Linked DNA regions of Homo sapiens: region 1 is linked to region 2. Evidence: chromatin loops called from intact Hi-C (ENCODE). Cell type or tissue: HepG2. All regions are shown on one strand. Links, peaks and the distances in the headings refer to the core of each region. The heading gives the core; the rest is flanking DNA. Region 1 has its middle 110 kb from the start of LINC01695. Region 2 has its middle 23 kb from the start of LINC00161.

Region 1 (9,905 bases), core at 936-8,935, 180 kb after region 2:
TATGTGATATGAAACTTCCCACTAAAACCAACAACTAGAAAATGTTTGAGAAACAAGGCATAATTTTCTTATGTTTTCCTCAAACATTTTCTAGTTGCATGCCTTAGAAATTTCAACTTTGAAAATCTGTTTTGCAAGATATATTCTTACAAATAACAATTATTTAAAGAAACTTATTGATTATATATGCTTAAGGGTATGGCAAATTTAAAATAGTATTTGTTATTCTGAGTAAAACTTAGAATAAATTTGTAGCGTTATCGGAAAGACTGGTTTATTTACTTATCTTAATCAATTTCTTTTTTTTATTTTAAATGTCTATCTAATGCAAAGAAGCCAATTATTCAAACTGGCATTTTAAATATATATAGTATATAACACGTATAATATATAAGAAAGAAAAATATTCATTTGGTCAGATTTTCAGAAATTTGAATTAATTTCAAAAACGCTGGCCGTGCGCGGTGACTCATGACTGTAATCCCAGCACTTTGGGAGGCCAAGGCGGGTGGATCACGAGGTCAGGAGGTCAAAACCATCCTGGCTAACATGGTAAAACCCCATCTCTACAAAAAAATACAAAAAATTAGCTGAGAGTGGTGGCAGGCGCCTGCAGTCCCAGCTACTCAGGAGGCTGAGGCAGGAGAATGGCATGAACCTGGGAGGCGGAGTTTGCAGTGAGTTGAGATTGCGCCACTACACTCCAGTCTGGGTGATAGAGTGAGACTCCGTCTCAAAAAAAAAAAAAAAAAAAGTTGCTTCGTAACCATCAAGTTTTCTACTATTATAGATATTATAGATTTTAGTAATTTATGTGATTTTTCTTTCTTATTACTGTATTGTATTATTGTAAAAAATGATTTGTCTACATGAGAAACTTTCTATTTGGCAGTTCTAAAGGAGTTCCTGAAATTTCTCAAACTCTATCCTTGAAATTTACTCAGGAAAACGCTTAATTCAAATGTGAACAAGACAAAGGATGGTTGTAGAACTATGAAAATATCTCCATGGATATTAAACCAATTGAATATGTTTGTGGGGTTGGATTATATGACAGTGAAAAATATGGATTGAAATATAGATAGGTACCTCCCCCCTTCTAATGCTCTTCAAAACACACTTAGGTTCCTTACTTTATCTATAGACAAGTGGCTGATGATGGGCATTTAGCTGATTATGTCAAGGAAATCAACTATCCTGCTTCCTGGGGCTTCCTTTCAAAAATTCCTAAAGCATGCAAATACTCCACCGCACTGCCAAAGTACATACATACTCTCACACAGAATTAAACGTATGGATGGTAAATACTAATAAATCTGTTTTGCAAGATATATTCTGACAAATGACAATAAGAAAATTTCAACTTTGTCGAAGCTTTTGAATTGTAGTCATATACAAGGGTAGAAATGCTTGCCTTGCTTTTTATTTAAATTCTTCTTTAAAAATACACTAGTTTAAGAGAGAAATGATTTTTAAAAATTATTTTATTGGAATAGAGAGTGTTTTCTTCAGTATTTTTTGAAAGAAATCGATATTGGCTTTTGACGTTACCACAGTCAGAAATATATTGAGATCAATCTGAAAGAGCCAAATCCATGACAGCTTTAAAGAATGAAGATGATTTGAAGTCATAAAATGTGATTTTGGGGTAAATAAGTAACAACAAAAGAAATTTTTTAAAAAAATACAGAGTGCTTAGAAAATATTTATGTGCATTTCACTAATTTGGAATGAATATGAAACATAGTTAAACAGAAACTACTCCTTATTTCAACTTTAAAAATTTAGGAAAAATTCCAATTTTACCAGTCATGCTTGTAGTTCCGCATTTTAAGTGACACAAATATCCCACGGGACAGGCTTGTTTTACATATTAACTTTATTGATTTCAGCTTAGGAATAAAAGCCACTACGATCTTCATGAAAAATTAATGACTCCCCTAGGAGAAATGTTGCAGAAAACACTGGAACTAGCATTTTTATCTAGAAGGCAGGCTTAAGACACCTCCACCCAGGGTGGGGTCAAAGGTTATTTCAATTTCTCCAAGGTGCTTTGGATGAGAAGGGAGCTTATCTTGAGTGGGAAAGTAACTGAGCTGCCTAGACTTGATCCTGGCCACAGGATAACACTGGGAGTGGAGGAATGGGTACTCTCGTTGTAACACTTTGTGGTGTTGGTCAATGTACCCCGGTCAAGCCCTTGGAAAAACATTCCAAAAGTTTTCAAGAGAGGAAGCTAGAAATGTCGTTGAGAAGTTCATCATTTTTTGTAATGGGTTGGTGTTCAGGGTGCTGATACTAGGGAGGTACTGGTATTAAGAAGGGATCCTCGCCCCTTAGGGCTAAAGAAGTGCCAGCAGGGACTGGAAGCTCATTGGGAAGCATTTTAGTGGAAGATAGTAACAGGTCAACATCAGAGGTCACTACAAGCACAGAACAAGTTTCAAGTCAAAGTCCAGCCAATGTCAGTGAGAGAAGGGGGAATGCTGCAGCTATAGAATCGGGTAAACACAAAGAGAAGTGGGGAGACCAGCTGCCACTGGAGTGAAAGAGCAGGAAAGATTGCCAAAGAGAACATCTATGCTCTCAGTCAGGTGTGGCCAGAGACACAAGGGGCACATAAAACTGGCCGGAAGCCCCTCACATGTCCTTATGAGGTCTTTTCTGGTTCTGTGTTTTTGTTGTTGTTTTTTTTTTCCTGTGGTCATTTCTAAGCAAATTTTGAGGAAGATATAGCAAAATTGAGTTTCCACTGTCCAAAATGAAAGATTTTTATGCCTGTGTTCTTTTGTAATGTGATTACTGATTTTTCCGCTTCTGCGCTTTGTTTTAATTGGTCAAGAAGCATGGAGTGGAAGGAAACATGGCTCTCCAAACTTCTATCAGTTCCTGCAGCTCTTCCTCTGGGATAGGCATATCAGATGGGCAAACCCAGAACAATGCAGTATGCTAACAATAGTTCTGCCAATTCAGAGAGGTAGGCTGCCCTCGGGTAAGAGAGTCTAAAAATGGGTATAGGGCACTGACTTCAGATATGCTTGTTAATAGAAGAATCTGAGTGGCTCAGAAACAGATCCTGGAAACGTGCATGATTTGTTTTAACTGAGGGTCCTGTTAGAAGTATATCTTAGGAGTCTTAGGAAATCCTGTCATGTTTAGGAAGCCAGCTGTATGATCAAAGACTCAAACAACGTGAGTTGATCCAGATAATATGAGTAATGCTTGTCAGTTGGAGAATTTGAATTAAACTCATCTGTCTCCAACCCCCAACCCCCCCAACCAGATAAAAATATAATATGAAGAAAATTTCTCCTGAAAAGGTAACTTTATTGGTGCTTATTTTTATACTACTTATTTCTGCTTTTTTTTTTTTTACTGAAGTGCTATATCATGAGATCAAATTCTTCCTCTCTCAAAGAGCAGTTTTCAATCTATCAAAAGCAGTATTAAGTGATGCTCTCCCCACAAAGTCACCAGATCAGTGTCCCTGCTATTCAAAATCAGCTTCAAGACCAGCTTCCAAATCCTCTTTTAACCAAAGGGTTACTTTGAATTCCCTCTAAACTAGAAATTATTTGTTAGCTAGAAATACCCTCATAATATCTGCGAATGCCTCTACAACTAAGAATTTTGTAGTCACACTAGTGAGAAAGAAAATTAATAGTTCTTCTTTCCATTGAGCTCCAAAATATACTTATTACTCAAAAGCAGTTGCCAGCTCTCTCCAATCATCTTCCCATGCAGTTGGGAAGTTGATAATATTCAAAAGTTCATGCTGGACTGGCTGGTTAGCATTGGAACTTTTGTGTTTTCTTTCTGATGTCTGTAACTAATCCTCCATTTCTTAAATTTCTGGATTATTTTAGAATTACAATCACTTTTTATACATAAGTGTTCAAAAAGCAATTTTAGTTCTTAAATTGTATGTGAAATCAACACAGACAGTTTGGCCAGATAACTAAAAATCACAATGCTGAAAAATTATTCTGATTTTGTGTAATACATCACAGCATTTTCCTTTTATGTTTGTGCTTTAAAATTTTTTTTTCAAGTTGAAATGCCTAAACTTTAGAAAGTTTTGAAGTTTGGCACATGTTGGGTGGAATACTCAGAAACTTGGAGAAATTCACCTTAAGAATCCAAGATTTAAAAACTAATTGCAACATCTCAATGAATTAGTGATATTTCCTTGCCTTCGGTTGCAGAAAAATTATTATCTAGGTGTCCTTTCTTATGAGATTCCTGCCAATTCTAATTCCTGCTCTAAGTATGAGTTGTTTAAGACTAAAACTATTAAGGAGAAATCTTTAATCATGAGCAGCCCTATAATTTATTAAAACTCTTTTAGACAATAATTCTAATAATGCTTTAAGGGACCTATAGCTTGAAGTTCATTGTTTTTCCATGTTTTGTTCATGTAAGTCCCTGCAGAATCCTACAGGTTGAATTTAGAATGTTTCTTTATTGATCACTCCAACTAGCACACTTAATGGAAACTGAAAGAGATACTCACTAGACACAAGATGGCAGTAACATGCCACCTAAATTTTATGATTTACTCATAGGGAATAGAGTTGTGTAATTCAAATCAGAGACTTTTTATGGTAATTTTTATCCTTTTGGGAAGGTGGGGACATAGATGCCTTTGAGAATCTGATTAAAATGATGGTCTCTCTCTTCACTCCAACCACTAAGTATATAAATTTCTGATGAAGCCTTTTCGTAGACTTAAAAAGTTTAGTCCTGTGAAGACTAACGTATATTTTTCTCTTGAAAATAAATCCACAAAGGGAACAGATGATACAAAGAGTTCAGTAATCCAAGTTACAAGAGAAGGACAGACTCAGAAGTTGAGGCTTTTGATGGCATTTCATCTTCTGCCTTTCTAGGGAAGAATGATAAATTGCAAAACTTTAAACAATGTATTGTGTATTCCTAGCACTTTCCGTTATAAGAAAGAGACACATCAATAGGTTAATGATTATTTCCTTATTAGCGGTAGGTCCTTTTCTGTTTAATTTCTAATCTTCTGATTAAAAGTTGTATTTTACCAAAAGTTTGAAAGTTTTCTTCTATTAATTATCTGACTTCAAAAAACCACAAGCAACTTTTCTTACCTCTTAAAAGTTGTATGTTTTTAAACATTGTAAGCTTATTTTGTGTTGTTCTTATTATTGTTTTGAAACAGTATAATATAACCTGTATAGCTGAGTATCAACTAGCATTTCAGTAATTCTGATGTACACATATATCCTAAATTTGAAATATATATATATATATATATATATATATATAAATAAAATTTAAACAGAGTGACATATGGTTGCAATTAAAGTTTTGTTGTTTGGCTTTACAAACCTTAGTAGAAATCCTGAGGAATGAGTCCTAACTCTGGCACAGGTACAGCTTAAGTAACCAGCTTCCATGATCAGTACATGCAAACTTGGAAGAAAATAAACAGGGGGACGGGCACAGCTGATTATCATTCTAGAATTCTGATTCAGAGTTACAGCTTTCAAGTTTGATAAGAAAGTACTGGCGATTTCCCGGAAGCAAGCAGCTATCCTGGTTTTACAGAACACAAGGTGGCAGAATTGCTCCTTTTAAATCACTGATCTTTAACTAACTTAAAATTTAGAAACATTTCTAAACAGCAACACATAGTAAGAGGAATGGTTGAAACACTAAATTCCCACAAACATTAAGGTGATATTATGCATAATGAAACAAAATATATATTGTGAAAAGCTCATTATGCTAGCTTTTTGGAACTCTCATAAAGATAAGTGAAAATATTGATTGACTTCATTAAAAATGTCTTTAGTAAGTTACTAGAGCATCATTTAGTGAATTCTTTCTATAATCTGAGTTACTTTTACATTTTAACAAGTTGCAATAGTGGTTTTAATATTTGAATTTAGAAAGGATACACTCAACAGATATCATTTTAATATATTGTTTCAGGTGAAATTTCAGCCATTGTTTCAGTGAAATATATGTTGACACCAGATTTTCTCATCTAAAAAATTAAATTTTATTTATCACACAAATATGTTAAAACATCATACCGTTATGGAAGAGACAGCAACAAAATATGATGTGAAGATCACATGCCTTCGAAAGGCTAGTATTTAAGAATTATTATAACTATAATAAAATTATTCTAGTAGACATAATGCAAGAATTATTTTATTGAATTTATCTGAAAGTACTAAATCAATTATTAGATATTTATTAGACACTGCCACCTTCAAAATATTTAAACATTTTTATATTGTAGCAGAGATTGTTGGAAGCTTTAGGATTAACAGAACTCCAAAAAATTGGCCAATGATTGAACAACTATAGACAGCCCCCATTTTAATTAATAGTGAGTGTTTATAAAAAGGCAATTAGAGGTATAATGTCTGGAAGTAGAACAATAGACTTAGAGACTATCAGGAGAGTTAAATTTCTGATATCTGAAAAATGCTAATCCTTCCTTAATTTGGGAGTGAAAGGAGGTAGTGTCCTTCAGGACTGGACCATCCATTGGGTGAATGAGAGCCCCTGGACGTACCAGGAATCAGCTTCAGTGGAGGGGATCAATACTCACATACCAATTACTGATTACTGGGGAATCCAGTGGGGCATTTGTTCTTTCTCAGTCAGCAGCTGCTCCCTTGAGCTCCAACCTCTCCAATGGGCAGAGGTAGTGATGCAGGCAGCTCCCAATCTCTTAACTTCATCATCAGGTTACCTAATTTACACAGAGCAGGGATAACAGAGCATGTGTTTCTACCTCCCCCTTGCAGCCTGGTCAATGAGTTTTGGGCCTGTTTTGGCCACCTTACATGAAGAGGGGATTATTTTGGACAATTCCTTTGCTGCTTAACATTATGGCAATTCTACCCCTATCCCAGAGGAAACAGGTGGAGGGGGCTTTGAAGTAGGAAAGAGGACAGCAGCTCCTAGTGTCCCACAGGAGCAAGGGAATTTCAGGTGCCTTGGTGGGTCCTTTATAGACCAGGTGGAGAAAAAGGTCCTTTTACTTGACATTGATCTTTGTTCACAAATACTATCAAATGATCTGGTGTAGGGGCAGTTCCACTCCCCTCTCCCAGCCCCTCATCCTCAGCCACATGACAAATTTGTTCAAATTTGTTAATAATCAGATAGTGTCTTAAAAAAATAAAACTATATGTACTTTGAAAGGTAGATTTAGATTTGCCAATGCACAATTTATATTTAAAAACAAAGTCAGATTATCTGAAGGCTAGATTTAGAGTGGTCAATATATGATAACTGTATATGGACTGTCATATATAGAAAAGTGACAGATGATTTTTTTTCTCTCTTTTGAGACAAGGTCTTGCTCTGTTGCTCAGGCTGGAGTGCAGTGGTGCTATGACAGCTCACTGGAGCCTCAACGTGGGCATAAGTGATCCTCCCACCTCAGCCTTCTGAGTCACTGGAACCACAGGTGCACGGCACCATGCCTGACTGATTTTTAAATTGTTTAAGAGAGAAGATGGGGACTCCCTATGTTGCCCAGTCTAGTCTCAAACTCCTGGGCTCAAGGGACCCTCCAGTCTTGGCCTCCCAAAGTTCTGGGATTATAGGTGTGAGCCACCATACAAGGCTCTTTTATATATATGTATATATATAAAAATGTGTATATATATATATATAAATGTACATATATATATGTATATGTATTTATATAGAACAGTGTCCCATTTGGCCACTTTGGTGTGGGAGATATAAAGGACATGTGTGAGGGGAAAGGCAGTTCAATTTATTGAGGACATACCATGTTCTATGTGATGTGTTAATTTTTGTATTCCTTTACGTTGGAGTAGCTTCACATAATAACTCTATAAGGCAGAAACGCCATCATGAAGCCCAAAAGGTTTAGTCTCTATAAGTAGGACTTCGTCATCTGCTTACTGACTTTTGTCTCTTTTTTCTATATTCAGAAACATTTAAACAACATTTATTGCAAGACTATTCTGTGGTGACTAATACTGATTGCATAAAAATCATGATCTCGTTCATGTGTGGGTTTTACACAAAGGAATATGTCTTCATTAGCAGAATTTCTCATCAGTGGTTGATGGGAAAATGATTTAGGATGAAAAAAGACAGAGTTGGCCAGGATAACACTAACATTACTGCTAACTCTCCAGGCGTGAGTAAGAGTATCATGTCCTCACATTAAGTTTTCTAGCACAATCTCTAACATCCTACAGATCAATAATTAATATGACACAATTTTACTTATGCTAATAGCCTGTCAATCTAATTTGAAAGATAAGTGAGCCTTATTTATTTTTTCTCTTTGAGATAGTATGCATTCCTCAGTCTTTGGACTATGACGAAGTATTTGAAGAATCTTCTTGCATCCTAATTGTGCAACTCAAAAATTCTCAGCTTCTCATTGTATCCATGAGTAAATGTGTGTACAGTTGGTGTACAAACACCCCTAACAGTTTATTAGAGCACAGAAACTTAAGAGATGAAAGAAACAGAATTTTATGTTTTATGGATGTTTTATTTTGATTTATATTACCAAAAAGTCTCAAGATATAGAAAGGTACTTTTGAAATTTAATCCGGTTCAAAACTATAACATCTCTGTTCAAGACTAAACATCTCCATAAATTATGTTTGTTAGATTTTATAGTTCTAAGGGAGAAAAACAGTTACCAAAGATGCTTAGCAAACACTATTTAAATCATTTAGATATAACTTCTTCCTTGGTATATTGCCAGAGTTTTCCTCCAAAACAAGTGTGTATTTCAAAATAAAAGAGAATTACATTATAAATTATGAATAAAAATGAAAACATTTGAAGAAAATGTCCTGAGGCCTAGACTCAAATATACTAATTAGTGTTTTACCAGCTCAATATGTTTTGCCAAAAGCAATCTTCTGCTTGATTTTAGTGTTGTTTTTCAGTGAAGATCAGTTTTTGGATATCTTTCATGCAGGACTACAAGGCAAAACAAGAAAAACAAAATAGAATAAAGAGTTATTTGTGTTTGACATGACAATGCACAAGACTATTGTTTCATCTCAAAGCAGACAGTATACATGGCTTTTTGTACAATTCTAAATGGAGAAGATCATGCATGTTTATTTCTGCTTGAATTTTTATCAAAACCGTTTTCATAATCCCACCATGGCAACTGAATTCAACAGTTTCTTCTAGAAACAACAGTCTTTCCCCTTTCTACCTAGCTTATCTCATTCAGAATACTAGTATGTATTTATGAATATGAAAAAAGTAACCAAATGCAATCAAGATAAGTTATGGGCAAGAAGTACAGAAAGAAAAAAGAAAGTTCAAAAAATGTTGTGAAGGTGATTAAAGAGAGAATGCCTTTGTTTTGCTGTAATACATGTTTAAGTATTTAGGAGATATGGAAGTACGATATCTGCATTTAATCCCAAAGATTTAGATTTCTGTGTCTATATTATTTTATATGTGTAAAGAGAGAGGGAAGGGAGAAGAGGAATAGAAATAGAGTATGTGTGAGAAATTTTGGCAAAATGTTGATAGTTGTTGAATATAGCTATGAGTGTGAGTTTTATGTAACTATTTAAAAACCTTCCTGTGAGTTTAAAATTTATTTTAAAATAAAATGTCAAACAATGCATAAAAATGGTGGCATGAAGGAAAATCAGTAATATTTGAGTAGGAAACATAAATTATTTAGTATTTAGATGCTTTTGACATTCTGTTTCTTCAGGGGTGCTAGTTGATGATTTAGAACTCTTTTTTCTTTTGTCGGGGAAAATCTGATATCAAATACAATAAACAACAATTATAAAACAAATAAACATGAAGCTAATATGATTGAACTAGAAACACGAGGCATTTAGCTTCTCTTCACCTCTTCTTTAACCCCACCATTGGTCTCT
Region 2 (9,905 bases), core at 854-8,853:
CTGTTCTCATGCTGCTGATAAAGACACACCCAAGACTGGGTAATTTATAAAGGAAAGAGGTTTAATTCTCACAGTTCTACATGACCGGGAAGGCCTCACAATCATGGCAGAAGTGAAGGAGGAGGAAAGTCATGTCTTACATGGTAGCAAGAAGAAGGGCTTGTGTAGTGGAACTCCCACTTATAAAATCATCAGATCTCATGAGACTTATTCACTACCACGAGAAGAGTATGGGGGAAACCACCCCCATGATTCAATTATCTCCACCTGGCCCCACCCTTCACACATGGGGATTATTACAGTTCAAGGTGAGATTTGGGTGGGGACACAGCCAAACCATATCACCCCCAAGTGGAATCTGGTATTTGTTTCTGGATCCTGGGGAGTCTGGATGCTCCTTCAGTGGTTACTTATCAGTCAGCATGGAAGTATGTCAATATTTTCACAACTGGTATGGCCCTACCTACCTGCACACTCTCACCCCTGTGCTGTCCGAGGTTGCAGTGCCTTCTCTAGCCTTGTCTCAGAATATATGATCCAGGACCAACAGCGGCAGCAGCCCTGAGAGCTTGTTAAAAATGCTAATTCCTGGATTCCACCCAGACCTTCTTAATCAGAATCTGCACTTCTGCAAGACCCCCAGGTGATTACTGTGTTCTTTACAATTTGAGAATCACTGGCATGCAAAACAGGTCTGGTTTATTTAAAATGCACAGGGCTGATTTGCTGATGTCTACAGGAGGGCAAATAGCTTGAGCCCAGGAGTTTGAGACCAGTCTGGGCAACGTGACAAACCCCCCTCTCTCCAAATATACTGGGTAAATCTGTGGTGGATGACTCTGTGGAAATGGTTTCAGAATCAACGCAGTATAGACCACTGCTTATTTTTACCTCCTTTCCCCCCAAACTCATTTAATCACAGGTCCTTTTGGAGGAAACATTGATCTAATTCAACCCATTCATTTTGCTAATGAGAAAACTGGAAATCAGAAGGTTGGGGTGATTCACCTAAAGTCAAATAGCTAGAGAGAAGCCAACCCAGGCCCAGAAATTAGCTGGGTATGGTGGCGCATGCCTGTGGTCCCAGCTACTTGGGAGGCTGAGGCAGGAGAATCACCTGAGCCCAGGGAGGTCAAGGCTGCAGTGAGCCATGATGGGGCCACTGCACTCCAGCCTGGGCAACAGAGTAAGACCCTGTTTCAAAAAAATAAATAAATAATAAAAAAATAAAGTGTAGTCTCTTTATGATGACTTGGCATAGAACCCTTTTATGATGGAATATATTGTGGGATGAGTGGTCAGTGAAATACATTTTGGAAAACATTGAACAAGATATCTGAAGTTCTCTCTAACTCTAAAATTCAATGATTCTGAGACAGTTAAATGTTCTCACATTTCTCATTTGTTCATAATATTCTTCAAATCAGTTCTACTATAAATTGGATTTACCATTGCCTTTGGGCACTCAAATGTCAATAAAGATTGGGGATATTTTTAGAACTTTGATTTTAATTTCTGAGATATTAAATTGATAAGGAAATGAAAATAATCTGGAACCCAGACAATATGTTTTGTAGGGGCCTAGAGTTTTTTAAAAAAATTATTTATATCTTATCATAGTTTATTTTTTACTGTAGTGAAATGCATATAACATAAAACTTACCATTTTAACCATGTTTAAATGTATAATTCAGTGACAATATGTACATTTACCATGGTGTGTGATAATCACTGGTCTCTATTTCCGGAGCTTTTTCATGATCACAACTGAAATTCTGTACGCATTAAACAATAAATCCCCATTCCCCCCACTTCAGCCTGTGGTAACCTCCATTCTACTTTCTGTCTTTGTGAATTTCACCATTCTAGGTACCTCATATGAATGAAGTTATACAATATTGTGTCTGCCATCTCATTTAGCATAATGCTTTCAAAGTTATCTATATTGTAACATGCATCAGGATTTCATTCTTGTACGTGGCTAGATAATACTTCATTTTATGTGTATACCGCGTGTTGTTTATTCATTCGTCTGTTGATAGATACTTGGGTTTCTAACTGGCTATTGTGAATAATACTGCTACAAACATTGGTCTGTTTGAGCCTCTGTTTTAATTCTTTGGGGTCTATGTCTAGTCATGGAATTGCTGGATCATGTGGTAATTCTATGTGGAGACTCTGAACTGTTTTCTATGGTGGCTGCAGCATGTTACATTCTCACCAACGATCCACAAGGATTACAATTTCACCACACCCTTACCATGAAAGTGTTTAAAGAAAACGTTTATTTGATCCATTCTTGCTTGAGATTTGTTTTTGCAAGTGTTCACTGAAAAGAAAAGGATCAGTAGATCTGGCTAAGTCCAATGACTCATTTCCCTATTGGATGGCAGGCTGGCAGAGCATCCCCTTCTTTGTTTTCTATGCTCTGGCTGCTTACTGTGCACCCTCAGCTGCGTCTCTGTTTCCCTGTGGTCTTGATTACCCAGGAAAGTTAGCTCTAAGGAGCAGATCCATATCTTCTAATAATTTGGAGGTTTCTAAGTGGGTTCTTGATCAGCTCCAGGCTCTATCCTCTCAAATTCAAAGTCTAGAAATTTGTTCTCCATAGCTAGCTTTGAAATCACGGCTGAGCCATTCAACCCTCATGGATTTCAGTCTTCTCAGTCATAAAATGATCTCAAAGTTTACTTCCTCTCAGGTGGAGCCTGCTACATAATTTGTGGGGGAAAATGCAAAATTAACACGCAGTGCCCTTTCTTCAAAAAGCAAATAAAGGAAGTGTGGTTAAAGGAACTTTGGGAGCTCATTATAAAGGCAAATGCTCATGTTTCCCTGCAGCCCTGCCTTCCCAAGGGGGTTTGACAGAATAGGTTTGGGGTGAGGCCAAGGGATTTGTATATTTAATAAGAATTCCAGGTGATTCTGATTCGAATGGTTGGCATAACAGTGGATTCACACTTAATTCAGCATAGGGTTTTGGAATTTATATTTTAGCAAAACTGGACCAAAACCTTAATATAAAGCCTTTTCATGTAAAAATATTTTATTTATAACATGCAATAAGGGCAATAGTAATAAATGAGTAAACATAAACTTATAAATGCAAACAGTAATATTTTTGGTGACAACAGAATATGTTATAAAACTTTATTGGTGGGATATAATGATTCATTGCATAATTTTTCTGGCTTGCTTATCTGGGAATTTATTTATTGGTACAACACAATTTATACTTTTAATGAATTTATTTTCTGATAAATTATTTCAAAATATAAATTTTAGTACATCTAGAGCTAAAGAATCTCGGGGAACGGTTTTTTCAAAAAGATTTAACTTTTCATACAAATCAGTTTTGTAGAAATATGAATTAAATGCACATTTATATAGTGGCATTTAATGTTTCCTCTGACATTTCTGTATTTTAGGGAGGTCATACAAGAAACTGAAAGTGGTTCATGATTTGTTTAGAATTGGATATATTTGTTTATACATTCTATCACTTTATCTTCAGTTACAAGTTAAATTAGATTTAAAATTTTCATTCTCACTAATAATTTATCTGAAGTATCACATGAAAAGAATGCTCTTTTCCATCAATTGCAACAATTTTTAGTTTCTTCTTCTAAGCCTATGGATATTTACTTTGCAATATTCTAGCAGATTTTAAACCAGAGATCCGAAACTCTGAAAAATCCTAATAGCTCCCTAATTTATTTTATTGCAGTGTCCATGTGCCTGCTTTTAAAGTGTAATCGCTTACTGATAAAATATACTGCCTGAGCACTGGAAGTTCCTGTCCCTGCTCGTAGGCCAGGGAGTGGGTATTTGCACAGATACTGCAGAAATTGGTTGCAGGATAGCCAGGCCAGCTGGTCTCTCATTCTGAGGGTCCTTTCCCCTTGGGAGATTCTCTTTTCCTGTAGGGCTGCAGCTGTTACTCTCACTACTACTGCTTTTGATACTGCCGCCATTGTCAGTGACAATCTGGGCCAGAGTCTTAGCTAGGCTGCCCCCTTGAGGCTGCAAGGTGCCCAAGACTGCCCCAGGTGTGTGCAGTGGTTGACCAGGCCAAATGCTCCCTGCTGCTGACTGCTAGCAGTAACAGGGCCTGAGTCCCTGCGTGCCCTGGCTGCTTTCCAGGGTATGTCCCCTGCTCACGTACATGTTTCATTGTCCCTGTGGACTAAATGTATGAAACACAGGCTCAAAGGTGAGATTCTTAAAATGTCAAGATGACTACAGCAAAGCATTAGACCAAGAGCCTGGCCCTTTCTGTAGTTGCCCTGTGCAACTACCCAAGTGTAACACCCAGGAAATTGGCCATGCTCTTAGGCATAATAGAAATTATGCTTCCAAATTGGATACATACCATTATTGACTCAGATTATATATATATATATATATATGTTTCATAAAGGAGCAGGCTGAGATTGAAGAATCTTGCTTCAATGTTTTCTCTCCTGCCCAAGCTTTTCTTTAGTAGCAGTTCTGACTACCTCCTCTTACCCTCCCCTCCAACTCACTCTTTCTTGTCTTCTCCATCTTAAAAGGATGGAGATTCATGAAGGAGAGAGAGAGAAGATGAAACAAGGCAAGTAAAGAATTGTGTACGCGTGTTCTTTCCTGGTGTTATGTTTCAGCTGATTTCAAACATTTTGTGTTTTCATTATCATTTTGCACTACCAGGAAAGAAGCGAATTTTTACTTATCTGTCTTCATCTGAACTCTATTTAGTTGCAACAAATTAAATATTTTCAGACTTGAATAAAACACAAATAACTGTTATCATCTTATAAATTCAAAAGTTTAGTTTTAACTTCTCGTTTAGTGTGTGATTTCCAGCCAGCTAAATGTTTGATTTTTCTGAGCTTTTGCTTTCTGTTGAAATGATTTATAACCTTAACAATTATTTTAGTGGGTTCTAGTGGCTAAAAAGAAAAAAAAAGAGGTTGAGGAATGAAACAGTGCTGTTTTTATAACAGAGTGACTTTTTTTTGAATACTTCAAGAACTTTGGATTTCACCAGAGTTTCCATTTCTTGTCAGATGTCTGAACACTAATGATTCTCAGCTTTAGGCAAGCCACAACTTAACTATGTTGCCATATTTATTTTAAATGGACTTTTCAGCTATGTATAATTATATGCTAATTTAAGAAATGATACTTGAAATTAATTTCTTTATTTGATTGTATGTATTCCTTTACATTTAATCAACTTTTTAAAATTGTCATTTGCTCCACACTCAAATGTATCAGTCAATTTAATATTCTATTTAATGGGGTTTTAGAACTAATATTTACCTTATTTGTGAAATTTCTTTAAAAAGATTCATCTTGGATGAATTACTTGGATTCATCTTGGATGAATTACTTGGATTCATCTGGATTCATCTGAGGCAAGTAGATAAGTGTACTTACATATTTTGGAATGGGAGTCAGAGAGATTGAAAATAGGTCTGTTGGACCACAGTATCTCATTGATGATGTTTATCTTTATAGTTCCAACTCTGAGCGACAAAACACCTTATCATATTTATTAAATAAAATTTGATGTCCCTTTGATTTAATATTGGGGATGCTTTAAATTTGATACTGAAGGATTTGGCCTAACAGGCAGTTCCAGACTTCCTAGGCAAATGGGCTGGCAAAGTTTTTAGAACATTTTCTGAGACTTAGCATTGTGTTCAGAGCATGCCCAGCGTGTTTCCAGAAAGGCAAAGATACAGAGCTTTGAGGAAATTATCTGGGTAATCATGGCAAAACAACAACAAGAACATTGATATTGAAGAAAAGAAAAGGATAAGGTCTGAGTTAACTAGACTATATGTAATCTAATTAATTAAGTGATACATGTTTCTATTCTTAATAATTATAATAAATTACTTTGATAATCAATTCTTTATGCACATTTTATTTACTCATAGCTGTATATAAAGATCTTAGCATCATGGATCCTATCAGTTTGGCTAAACTGAAATTATACAAAACATCTATTTCTCCATTGTGTGCAGACACAGAACTAGTCCCAGGGAAAGTAATGCCATTAGATAACTCCTTAACCTTGTCTTTGTGCCTCTCCTACCTGTCTCTCTTCCAGCCTGTTGCATATTTGCTTGGTTGGATGTATTTCCTGGTATGCTCACTCCTGACACTTCTGCCTTTTACTTTCTCCAAATTGTAGAGATGACAAAGGTATAAGAATCTTGCCTCTGTGAGAGGATCTTATAGCTTTATGAAGCCGATGCTTAAGGTACATTAGACACTTATGAAGAGAATATTGAAAATAACAATACAATAAAAACAATAACAATTATACTCTATATGTTTCAAATACTAGATTCTTGACTCTGGAAGGGATTTTACAGATCATATAGCTCAGTTGCCAGTTTGAGATATGAACTATCCCCTCAGCATTAGTATAATAATGTCTTCTACTTCCGTTGGAGCATTTCTAGTGTGGCAAAGCTCATAGCTTCTAAAAACTCTATTAGAAACGTATTTTCTTTTATTGAGCCCAAATCTATTTTTCTGTTACTTCTATCTATTGGTGTGTGCGTGTGTGTGTGTGCGTGTGTGTATGTGTGTTTTGCAGGTCATTTTGAATAGTTCTAATCCCTTCCATGGTTCAGCCTTTGAAGTATCTTAAGACATCTATCCTATTTCATGTGAGTCTTCTTTTCTCCAGGCTAAATATTTTCAAATTACCTCAACTCTTCATCATATTGCACTGATATGGCTCATAGTTTTAATACTTTCACATACATCATTTCAATTTATTTTCCAGTTAAATTTGAAAAGTAGGTAAGGATTTGTAAAACTCTACATTTACAATGAGAAAGCTGAGTTGCAAAGACTTTGTTTGGAAGAGAAGTGAATCGATACCCATCTGCTTTTTGTGTTACAATTTTTCATTGCCATCTTTTTTATTAATCATTTTAGAAAAGGAGCAGTTTTATTTTTGGCATAATTTGAGGTCAGATGATTACATTAAACTTTTAATTTTCAGGTGTCTTAATGTTTAATCAAGTATTTAAATTTCAGGAGTTCCTGGGTATTAAGCAGGTGAATCTTAAAACAAGGATGTGAGGCAAGCCATCAGTTTTAGTTATCCAGTGATCTTTAAGAAACATATTTAAGCTACATATTTATACTTCTAGAAAATTTTCTAGACTCAAGTTAAAAATATCTACATATAACATTTCCTCAAATGAAATGGCCTCTCTTTGCTGTATTTTTATAGAGCCCTGATTTGCACTGCCTCATTTTCTTTGCATTGAGAGTTCTAGAAAGTTTACTAGTGAGCTCAGAAGTTTCCAGTCACTTATACATGATGGAATAGAGAAATAATACAGTTGGTCTCTTTTTAAGTAGAAGGTGTACTTTCTCATGGGAAAATTGCTTCTACCTGAGAGGTACAATTTCATTTTGTAAACTCTACCTTCTAAATGTTACTTTTCATGCTGTAATGAATTCAAGAGGAAACTCTACCCTTTCCTCTAAATGACTTATGATGTAATGCCTTTACAGATTAAAAGCACAATTTGACTAATGGGCTTCATTCTTACTTGTAAGGTTTTATACATTTCATCACGTTCACCCTATTGGACACACCACACACTACATAACTTGTTCTAAAAATAGACTGTATGAAAAGGGTTGATTCAAGGATCAGAGGTGTCTTATTCTAATCAAGTTCTTAGCTTGGAATTTAACCAGTAACAATGCTAAACTACAATGTTATACAGATACTGTTATGGTTAGGTAGAGTGTAAAAAATGCAAACCATTGACAGTATTATGAAATTGCTTTAAGTGAATATTATCTCTATAAACTGGTAGGTTGGAAGCAGTAAAACCATAAACCTGGTGGCAAAAAAAGCCCACTTGCAAAAATGCCTATTTTCTGATATATTATTTTGATTTTTAAATGACTAAAAGTTCATATTTGTTTTTGATAATAAAAAATCTATTTAGATAGCTAGTCATATCTTTTCAATTAATTGATCCTTAAAATTCCTGGATAAGAAAGAAAATAAAAAATAAAAATAAAAGGCAAATAAGGATGGGAAGAAGGAGACAAGAAGACACATTAAAGTTTTAGGAGAAAATGATGCAATAGGAACACATTCTGATTGTAATAAAGGTATTTAATATTAATTTTTTCAGCCTAATAACTACTCATGACTTTAGGAAAAACAAAGAAGCAAGCAATCATTTGAATAAAATTAATTAAGGTGTGAATTTCCCTAGGCCCATTTAGATTTTTAAGTAGCATATCCTGTTTTTGCATTCACTTGTTAAACATATTTATTGAACAGGCATAAAATATTGCATATTTAGAAATTTCAGATGCCTGTTCCATTTTGCTCAATTTACGGACGAATTTCTTCAATTTAGACAGATGAGGTTCTGTTACTTCAGAAACACCTGAGCAAAGGTGTCCAGTTGACTTTGGGGGAGCAAAGGGAGAAGTCCAGTCTGAGGTAGTCATGGAACAAGATGAGATCACCTAAATAGCAAAAGATACAGTTTTATAAAATCTCAAAGGGCTTTTACAGAAATGAAAATTTGTACCTTAAAAATATGTTCATAGGAGAAAAACTGTATATTTAGGATTTTTTTTTTTTTTTTTTTTTTGCCAAGCTTCTGGAGCTTAAGGGAAGCCAGAGCTATAGCTATAATGATTTCGCTTCTGTACTGAGACAGATGTTTACAGAATACTGTCTACCTTCCACATTCCTGGCTGCTCCTCTTTTTCTCTATTCCTTCTAGCCAGCTTACTGAGAATTTTATTTAGCTAGTTCATTTTTCTAATTATTATATTTAGCATAATTAACATATACTTAAGTTTCCACAAACAGGCAGCAGTTAAAGCATGAGAATAATATCCAGTTAATAAGATGCAAAATTAATAGTATTTTGTCTGAGAAATTTCCTAGTCTTAGCCAATATGAAGCAGTTGCTATTTATATTGAATGGATTTTTTAAAAAATCAGAATTAAAAGAGATTATGACCTAGATGTTCCTGTACAAGGACAAGTGGGTAGGGATGTTCCTGCTTCCCTTTAATACATTTGGAAAACTATTTCTATTTATCAGAAAGAATATGGAAATTTCCATAAAGGGATGATAGTTTCAGGATATTAATTGCTTATTAATAGACCAATCCCAGTTGAAACAATAGAAAACTCCAGGAAACTTGATTTATGAAAAGGGAAAACCCCACCTGTCCCCTCCCGTTTTTATGGGTCCTTGGGAAGGGTGTGGACAGGAAGAGGAATAACAGGTATTCACTGTATTTACTAGAATGGAATATTAAATTGAACACGCTGTTCACATCTAAGCATGAGTGGTAATGATTCCATTATACATTGACTTTTAGAGGAAGAGATAAAGGAAGCTGCCCAGTCAGTACTTGGATTCTAAGGCAAACAATTTCCCATTCCAACATACAGACTTTCTGTACAAGATGAGGCTTATTTCAGAGAGCATTTCACAGTATTAAAAATACACAAAATGCAAAGGAGGTCATACCAGGAATATGACAAGAGAAACTGGTGTCTACACAAAGGAAAATGACATCCTAAGTATCTAACTTCCATTTGTGCCTCTTGCAATATTGCTCTATTATATACCAAACAGAGCAATAAACAAACATTGAGATGTGGTCTTCCACTTCAATTATTATATAAAATAAGACATTCATAAAACTAATTCTTGTCAACCAAAAGGCAATTTGAACTACTAAGCTACCAGGCTGCAATGTAAGGTACCCATTATATTCTGGAATCAACAAATCTGCATGTTAGTATGAGGACTGTCATTTATTAACTTTGACCAAATTATTTCACCTTTGATTCTTTTTTGTAAAATGGAGATAATCATTAAGATAATGTATAAGAA

The links. Hi-C counts contacts between places; a loop is a spot of excess contacts. Peaks named below come from ENCODE experiments on the same cell type or tissue, not always from the same donor. Only the 100,000 strongest peaks of a DNase experiment are listed, where the experiment ranks them.
Region 1: it touches region 2 in a loop (31-fold over the local background); 17 of 110 quality-filtered maps call a loop at or near these places.

What each region holds. Positions count from the first base shown.
Region 1 is chr21:28,332,129-28,342,033 of GRCh38, reverse strand. No RefSeq gene overlaps it. Among named protein-coding and RNA genes, the nearest start is that of LINC01695, 110 kb to the right of the region's middle. In HepG2, for the core only: CTCF peaks have their summits at 4,508 (motif pointing right) and 5,574 (motif pointing right); a DNase peak (open chromatin) is centred at 4,533.
Region 2 is chr21:28,511,292-28,521,196 of GRCh38, reverse strand. No RefSeq gene overlaps it. Among named protein-coding and RNA genes, the nearest start is that of LINC00161, 23 kb to the left of the region's middle. In HepG2, for the core only: a CTCF peak has its summit at 4,017 (motif pointing left); a DNase peak (open chromatin) is centred at 4,026.